Regions from separate parts of the Homo sapiens genome. Here all the other regions are linked to region 1. Evidence: chromatin contacts called from ENCODE Hi-C or POLR2A ChIA-PET data. All regions are on one chromosome and are shown on one strand. Each heading gives the region's core, a stretch centred on a gene start or an enhancer-like site at or near the end of the contact. The rest is flanking DNA. Distances are from core to core; before and after follow the strand shown. Region 1 overlaps ARHGEF3 (Rho guanine nucleotide exchange factor 3). Region 2 overlaps FLNB (filamin B). Region 3 overlaps PXK (PX domain containing serine/threonine kinase like).

Evidence for each region. A loop is a pair of places that touch in the nucleus more often than their neighbours do. ChIA-PET counts read pairs that join two places held with the same protein, here RNA polymerase II (POLR2A). Pooled maps may share reads with other maps.
Region 2: a pooled map shows a loop between it and region 1 (4-fold over the local background). The contact joins two enhancer-like sites. A Hi-C loop is called at or near these places in 3 of 37 single-sample maps with no recorded cell type and 3 of 50 pooled maps. POLR2A ChIA-PET finds 5 or more read pairs at or near these places in 1 of 52 experiments (activated T-cell).
Region 3: a pooled map shows a loop between it and region 1 (5-fold over the local background). The contact joins two enhancer-like sites. A Hi-C loop is called at or near these places in 1 of 37 single-sample maps with no recorded cell type and 2 of 50 pooled maps.

The regions. Positions count from the first base shown.
Region 1 is chr3:56,757,417-56,760,116 of GRCh38, reverse strand. The region is part of intron 2 of ARHGEF3 (Rho guanine nucleotide exchange factor 3); the gene reads left to right. Among named protein-coding and RNA genes, the nearest start is that of ARHGEF3, 43 kb to the left of the region's middle. Within about 2 kb of position 1,341, at least 23 of the 41 ENCODE cell types and tissues checked have a DNase peak (open chromatin) inside an H3K27ac peak, as active enhancers do.
Region 2 is chr3:58,033,727-58,036,426 of GRCh38, reverse strand. All of the region lies in intron 1 of FLNB (filamin B), which reads right to left. Among named protein-coding and RNA genes, the nearest start is that of FLNB, 27 kb to the right of the region's middle. RefSeq lists an enhancer at 1,060-1,559. Within about 2 kb of position 1,291, at least 6 of the 41 ENCODE cell types and tissues checked have a DNase peak (open chromatin) inside an H3K27ac peak, as active enhancers do.
Region 3 is chr3:58,348,547-58,351,262 of GRCh38, reverse strand. All of the region lies in intron 1 of PXK (PX domain containing serine/threonine kinase like), which reads right to left. Among named protein-coding and RNA genes, the nearest start is that of PXK, 17 kb to the right of the region's middle. RefSeq lists an enhancer at 1,478-1,757. Within about 2 kb of position 1,327, at least 9 of the 41 ENCODE cell types and tissues checked have a DNase peak (open chromatin) inside an H3K27ac peak, as active enhancers do.

The DNA.
Region 1 (2,700 bases), core at 92-2,591:
GTATCAGCACAAATACACAAAGCATGTTCACTGAGGCACTTTTTGTAATAGCCAGACACTGGAAACAATTTTAATGTCCATCAGTTGTGGATTGATTAAATCAATAGGTCTGTCCAGACTATGGGAGGGATACTAATTCTGCAGCCATTAAAAAGAATACGTGAATTTGAGGTAATGGAAATGTTTTGGAACTAAATAGAGATGGTAGTTGTACAACCTTGTGAATATACTAAATAGCACTGAATTGTTCACTAAAAAATGGTTAATTGTAGGCTGGGCACAGTGGCTCATGCCTGTAATCCCAGCAGTTTGGGAGGCTGAGGCGGGAGGATCTCTTGAGACCAGAAGTTCAAGACCAACCTGGGCAACACAGCAAGACCCCATGTCTACTAAATCAAAAATACAAAAGTTAGCCAGGCACTTGCTTAGCGGTGGCACTCATCTATAATCTCAGCTACTCAAGAGATTGAGGTGGAAGCATCACTTGAGCCCATGAGTTTGAGGTTACAGTGAGATATGGTTGCACCACTGCACTCCAGTATGGGCAACAGAGCAAGACCCATCTCCAAAAAAACAACAACGAAAAAGTAATTGAGTTATGTAAATTTCACCTCAAGATACTGTCAAGTAGAAAGAGAAAACATTCTCGGCCAGGCGCGGAGGCTCACGCCTGTAATCCCAGCACTTCGGGAGGCCAAGGCAGGCGGATCACGAGGTCAGGAGATCGAGACCAACATGGTGAAACCCCATCTCTACTAAAAATACAAAAAAATTAGCTGGGCCTGGTGGCGGGCTCCTGTAGTCCCAGCTACTTGGGAGGCTGAGGCAGGAGAATGGTGTGAACCCAATAGGCAGAGCTTGCAGTGAGCCGAGATCGTGCCACTGCACTCCAGCCTGGGCGACAGAGCGAGACTCCATCTCAAAAAAAAAAAAAAAAAAAAATTCAGTTTTCTATGAATGTTAACAAATGCATGGAAAAAGTTTGGAAAGAGCTAGAACAAACTTAACAGTTGTTACTTCTAGGAGATAGACTTGGGGAAATGAGGGCATTTGTACTTAATTTTATATACTTTTGTAATGTATGAGAATTTAAAGTTAGCATACATTATTTTCAAACTGGTAGGGGGAGTTTAAAGTTAGCCAAGGACTGAAAATATAACAGGATAGGAGGTTGATTCTCTCAAGTGAAAGTGGAAACTTTCATTTTGAAGTTTTTGTGTGTGTTTCCTTTCTTTCTGCTCTTTAATTCTTAACTCAGCTGCCATCAGAACTGCAAACTGGGTTGAGCAAGTTACTTAATGACTCACTGCACTTGTTTTGACCTTTTAATGCTTGTGGCTAATTGATTCCGAGTGCTGGCGATCTGTGTGCATTTAGTTCCTGGTTACTGTTTACAAGGGACTGTTTTTAAGAGATCACAAGGATTTGTAAGATACCATTAGTGAACTGTGTATTTGGTGCAAGTACTTTCTTGACCTGCATAGGGCTGGTCCAGCCATCATGAGCTCATTAGTGAGCCCAGGAGCACCCCCACTACTTGTGCCAGCCTAAGGGGCTTGTGTTGCTACTTGCAGAGTGAGCGTCCTGCTTCCAGAAGGTTGTGGTAATACCCTGAAGCTCTTTGGAAGTTTCTTTTTACATTTTTCATTTATTCTTACATATATATCTATATATATTTTTTTAATTTAGAACTGAAATGAGGTCTTGCTACGTTGCCCAGAGTGGTCTCGAACTCCTCAGCTCAAGCCATCCGCCTGCCTTGGCTTCCCGAAGAACTGGGATTACAGACATGAGCCACCAAGCCCCGCCTCATTTTCTATTTTTTTTTTTTTCCTTTAGAGGGAGTCTTGCTCTGTCGCCCAGGCTGGAGTACAGTGGCGCAATCTCAGCTTACTACAATCTCCACTTCACGGGTTCAAGCAATTCTTCTGCCTCAGCTTCCCAAGTAGCTGGGATTACAGGCACCTACCATCACGTCCAGCTAATTTTTTTTGTATTTTTAATAAAGACAGGGTTTCACCATGTTGTTCAGGCTGGTCTTGAACTCCTGACCTCAGGTGATCCGCCCGCCTCAGCCTCCCAAAGTGCTGGGATTACAGGCGTGAGCCACCACGCCCGGCCATTTTAGACACTTTGGGAGGCCGAGGCGGGCGGATCACGAGGTCAGGAGATGGAGACCACCCTGGCTAACACAGTGAAACCCCGTCTTTTCTAAAAATACAAAAAATTAGCCGGGCGTGGTGGCAGGTGCCTGTAGTCCCAGCTACTTGGGAGGCTGAGGCAGGAGAATGGTGTGAACCCGGGAGGCGGAGCTTGCAGTGAGCTGAGACTGCGCCACTGCACACCAGCCTGGGCGACAGAGCAAGACTCCATCTCAAAACAAAAAAAAAAGGCTAAAAATATATAAAGGAGGACAGAAATCACTCATAATGTCAACATGAAACAACAATAGAATTTTGTGATGTTCCCTTTATATCTTTGCTCATGTGCATTTTTTGCATAACTATAAAATGTTCACATATAGATTTTTAATCCTGATTTTATTTTAGGCTACATAGAAGGGGTGTTTACATTTTAAATTATCTCTGAATTGTCTAGATAATATTCCATCCAGCAGGTAATTATAACTTTTTTTTTTTTCTGAGACGGAGTCTCACTCTTGTCGCCCAGACTGGAGTGCAGTGGCACGATCTTGGCTCA
Region 2 (2,700 bases), core at 42-2,541, 1.3 Mb before region 1:
CTTGACCAATCAGCACTCCCCACTTCCTGAGCCCCTACCTGCCGAATTATCTTTAAAAACTCTGATCCCAAATGCTCGGGAGACTGATTTCAGTAACAATAAAATTCTAGCCTCCCACACAGCTGGCTCTGGGTGACTTACTCTTTCTCCATTGCAATTCCTCTGTCTTGATAAATCAGCTCCGTCTAGGCAGCAGGCAAGGTGAACTCGTTAGGTGGTTACAAAACTGGGGTCCAAAGCCCCAGAGCTGACGAAGAGCACAGTCAGAATAAAGAAACAGGTATCCTGAGTCCACGTCCTTCTCATTCTGTGCTCTAGGGTCCTCTTTCATCTGAATCAGCAGCATTTACAGCCATGGAGTCATTATAAAGAAAAGCAAATCTGTCCTAAGTCTTGAGTCAATTAATTAAGGAGTTTAAATGTATGGGTCCAAAACAATTAAGCTTTGTGGAATAAGAGCCCGGGTGAGCTCACCAGTGAGAGAAGGATGGTCTCATTTGAAAGTACATCTCTGTAGAAAGTTAATTCCAATAAAAATCTTTCCCATGCTGCCGCCCCAGGCCGAGAATGTTGTACTGAGCCAAACTTCACACGTAGCTGACTGATCCATCCAGCAAAGAGTGGTCTCCTTTAGCTAAGGCCGTGATCAAGAGGCATTCTGTCCAACTAGGAATTCTCAAAACTTCCACTTTCCTCCTAGCAGAACCTTCCAATCTGGAATCACACTCACAATGACTGAGGCTGCTGGCTTGTCCGAAGTCCAAGCCCTATAACCACGGATCTTTTTTTAGTTTTTAATTGGGGAGAGTCACTGTGGTTGAGCTACATTTTCCTCTCCTTCAACATGGACCCTGGAAGGCAATCAAACCCCTTATTTCTCACACATTCATTATTTCTTTCAACTCTTCCTCTTAAAAAAGTTGGGGGTGGGGTACATGTTGCGTTCCCTAAACCACCATTCTGCCCCCTCTTCAGATGGAAATCCCTCAAGTCTACAGACTGAGGCTCACAAATGAAGTTACCTGATATTTTAAGAGGCATGGAAATTACACCACTTAAATTTGAAGTCAGATTTTATTTCATATCCAAGTCTAAGTAACAGCTTTTAATTACATAGACAGCTTAAAAGAAACCTCAAGCACTCTGCAATTTACGTGTATTTTGGGTTTGGTTTTGTTTTTGTTTTCCTGTTTGATCTGCCTGTGAGGTGAAGAGGTAATCTCACTTCACAGATGTGGACAAGGGGATTACCCTAAGTCACACAGCCTGTGACACCAGGGTTTCATCAAACAAAGGGGCTTTCTAAAGAATAAATGGCAACCTAGTGACACAGGAAGCCACGTGAAACACCTCCTTGAGGTCCACTCCACCAATCCTCTGCAATGTCCCCAATTTCAGGTAGAACATGTGATCTAGGACAAGCCAGTCCCAAGAGTCATTCCCAAGAGTCAAACACCCTTGCCAGTGGTGGGCTGAGATGTGAGCAGGTGACATAGGCTGGTCCAATCACAGTGAACCTCAGGGCTTTCCTGGGACTGCTGGGATCAGGGCCCGCCTTCTTCCTCTGGGAGGTGTGGGGTGTGGCTGCGGGCCTGGGACTGCTACACCCACCCGTCTGTGGAGAGACAACAGAATCAGAGAAGCAGAGCCAAGGCTCTCTGATGCCCTGGAGACTTCCAGGTCCAACTGCCTGCCTACCCCTTGACTTTTCAGTTACGAGAGCCAATGAGCTCCCTTTTTGGATAAACCAGGATTAGGTAGGTTTCCCATGACTTGGAACCATATACATCCTAATGGATACATTTATATTCAAAGTCTTTCTCTACTGCTTCCTGGCTGTGCCACAAGTTACTAAACCTCTCAGTGCCTCGGTTTCCTCATTTGTAAAATGGTGGAGTGTTAGAATGAAGTGCGATACTTGGTGTAAAAACCAACTGAGAACAGTCTCTGGCCTGTAGCAGGGATTCGCTTACCACTGCACTCCAGCCTGGGCGACTAGGGCGAAACTCTCAAAAAAAAAAAAAAATTGTCTTTAAAAAACAGAACCTTTTTGTGGCTAGGATGTGCAAGAACTGGAGCTCTCAAACACTGCTCGTGGAAATGTAAAACAATACAACCACTTTGGGAAACAGTTTGGCAGTTTCTTGAACAGTTAAACGTACACCTATGATGTATGATCCTAACATTCCACTCAGAAAAATAGAAATATACATCCATACAAAGAGTAGTAAAAGATGTTCATGATAGCTTTATTTAGAAACCACCCGGCCAGGCGTGGTGGCTCACACCTATAATCCCTGCACTTTGGGAGGCAGAGGTGAGCGGATCGCCTAAGGTCAGGAGTTCGAGACCAGCATGACCAACATGGTGAAACCCCGTCTCTACTAAAAATACAAAAATTAGCCAGGTGTGGTGGCAAATGCCTGTAATCCCAGCTACTCAGAAGGCTGAGGCAGGAGAATTGCTTGAACCCGGGAGGTGGAGGTTGCAGTGAGCCAAGATCACACCACTGCACTCCAGCCTGTTCAACAGAGTGAGACTCCGTCTCAAAAATAAATAAATAAATAAGAAACCACCCAAATGTTATCAACAGAAGGATGTATAAACAAAATGTAGTATATCCATACAATGGACTACTACTCAGCAATAAAAAGGAATAGGACTATTGACACATGCAACAAGGATGAATTTCAGAATAAC
Region 3 (2,716 bases), core at 78-2,577, 1.6 Mb before region 1:
TGCACTCCAGCCTGGGCGATAGAGTGAGACCCTTTCTTGGAAAAATAAAATAAATTAAATAAGGAATCCTGAGTAATAAAGATTGAGATCATCTGAGCTTGGGTAAGAGCCTGGTATGTTATCAATGATAAATGCACCTTTTTTCCTTTGACAAGGGAGCTTTTGGTCATTTTACTACTCATCAGTACTTTCTGTGCTGGGGAGACTGGGAAAACAGAAGATGAAAGTAAAGTAAAGGAGCTCTTCTACTTGTAACAGGGCTGCTAAAGCATTTAGTGGGAGAGAAGCTTGAAACTATAGGCTGAAGTCAAGCTAGAAGTCCCTACTGGTTTTAATAATGGTCACCATCACTTAGGATAACGTACATATAAATCTATCCTTCCTACTCTGAGAAGGTTGCTGTGTCATCCTGAGACACTAGCTCCAATTTCATAACCAACTGTGGAAGTGACCACAGTACACATGCCATGCAGACACATATCTTCAGAGAGGGAGGTATAACTGCTCTGCTTATGGGGCACTTACTCTCTGCCTTCTAGCCCTCAGTTTACTCCATCTCCCAACAATGTCTGAAGGGAGGCGTCACTACATCTCTTATACAACAAAAACCCTGAAGCTCAGAGAGGGTAGATGCCTTAAACAAGGGCGCACCACTAGTATGTGATGAGAATAGACTCCACCCCAGGCCAGTCTGACCCAGGGGCACAGCGGTTCCTACCTTCTATGCCCTTGGACACAATACTTTCACATGCTCCAAGGACTCATTTTGATGAACAGAGTGCAGCTGGACAGGCAGAACCAGTCTATCAAGTCAGGGGGAAGCTGACAGGGTGAAGGGCAGAGTAAGGACAAGAACCCGGGCCTGGAGAATATGAGTTACTATAGCAATAGAGCTCTCAGAATACCACAACCACCTGGTTTTAATACCCCTATACTTTGCAGCCTACCTCCTACTACATGGACACAAACTGCTGGAGCTGAATGTAATGTGAGCACCACCTAGAAGTTATGTACAAGTAAGAAACTATTTTTTCTCCAAAATGTTAAGCAAGCCCCATAATGTACATTAGGCAGTTAAGAAGCAGTCGAAAGGAACATTTTTATAAGAACATGCCTAAAGTGGACATCAGGTTTATGTGATCCTCAGCAATTTGAATAGTAGTTAATTTCAGTTGTACAAAAACGGAACAGGGTCCTCCACAAAGCTGTTTTGCTTCTACACTGTGCTCCTGTTAAACTCCCCAAGGTACTAATAACGGTTGCACCTCAGTGAGCTTCCTTCCTGTGTGTTACTCTTAAAAACCACAGAGGCTCTGGGACTCAGTAGTCACAAAACCCCAATGGCTGCAGGGCTAGCAGGTTCTATCCGTTAAGCTCAGTCTTTCTCAACCAGTTCAGCAGTTTGAAGAGAGCAGTGACCTAAGGCTTGATATCCAATATGGTAGCCACTATGCACAAGGGACTACTGAGCTCTTGGAATGTGGATAGGGTGACGAAGGGACTGAATTTTTAGCTTAATTTTATTAGCCTAGTGGCTAAAATACTGGATAGTGTGCAGTTACAGACTGTTTATTTGCAGGTATAAACACAGATATTTATGAAAATGTGGCCAGGTGCTGTGGCTCATGCCTGTAATCCCAGCTCTTTGGGAAGCCGAGGAGGGTAGATCATTTGAGGTCAGCAGTTCAAGACCAGCCTGGCCAACATGGTGAAACCCCGTCTCTACTAAAAATACAAAAATTAGCCAGGCGTGGTGGCAGGAGCCTGTAATCCCAGCTACTCAGGAGGCTGAGGCAGGAGAATCGCTTGAACCGGGGAGGCAGAGGTTGCAGTGAGCCAAGATCACATCACTGCACTCCAGCCTGGGCGACAGAGTGAGACTCCGTCTCAAAAAAAAAAAAAAAAGATATTTATGAGAATGAAAGCATACTAAACATAGTGTGTTATGACTTGCTTTTTCTCTCACTTAATATAACATGGATCTCTCTCCATAACAACACATTTGGGATTTTATTTTTAATTTCTTTTGGAGATGGGGTCTGGCTCTGTCGCCCAGGCTGGAGTGCAGTGGTACAACCATAGCTCACTGCAGCCTTGAACTCCTGGGCTCAAGTGATCCTCCCACCTCAGCCTCCCTAGTAACTGGGGCTACAGGCATGAGCTACCATGCCTGGCAAATATTTTTAATGTCTGTATCTCTGCTGCCTAGTAGCCACAAGCAATATGTGGCTACTGAGCATCTGATATGTGGCTAGTCCCAATTGAGATATGCTGTAATTGTAAAATACACACCAGATTTCAAATACTTTTATGACAAGAGGAATGCAAAACATATTAATTAAAAAAAAGTACAGACAGGGTCTCACTCTGTTACCTAGGCTGGAGTGCAGTGGTGCAATCATAGCTCACTGCAGCCTCCACTGCCTGGGCTCAAGGGATTCTTCTACTCAACCTCCTGAGTAGCTGAGACTACAGGTATGCCACCACACCTGACTTTTTTTTTTTTTTAAGTTTTGTAGAGACTAGATCTTGCTATATTGCTTAGGCTGGTCTCGATCTCCTGGCCTCAAGCAATCCTCCCTCCTCAACCTGCCAAAGTGCTGAGATTACAGGCATTAGTCACTGCACCTAACATAGTAATAATTTTTATAATGATTCCATGTTGAAATTATAATATTTTGGATATATTGGGTTAAATATATTATTTAAATTAATT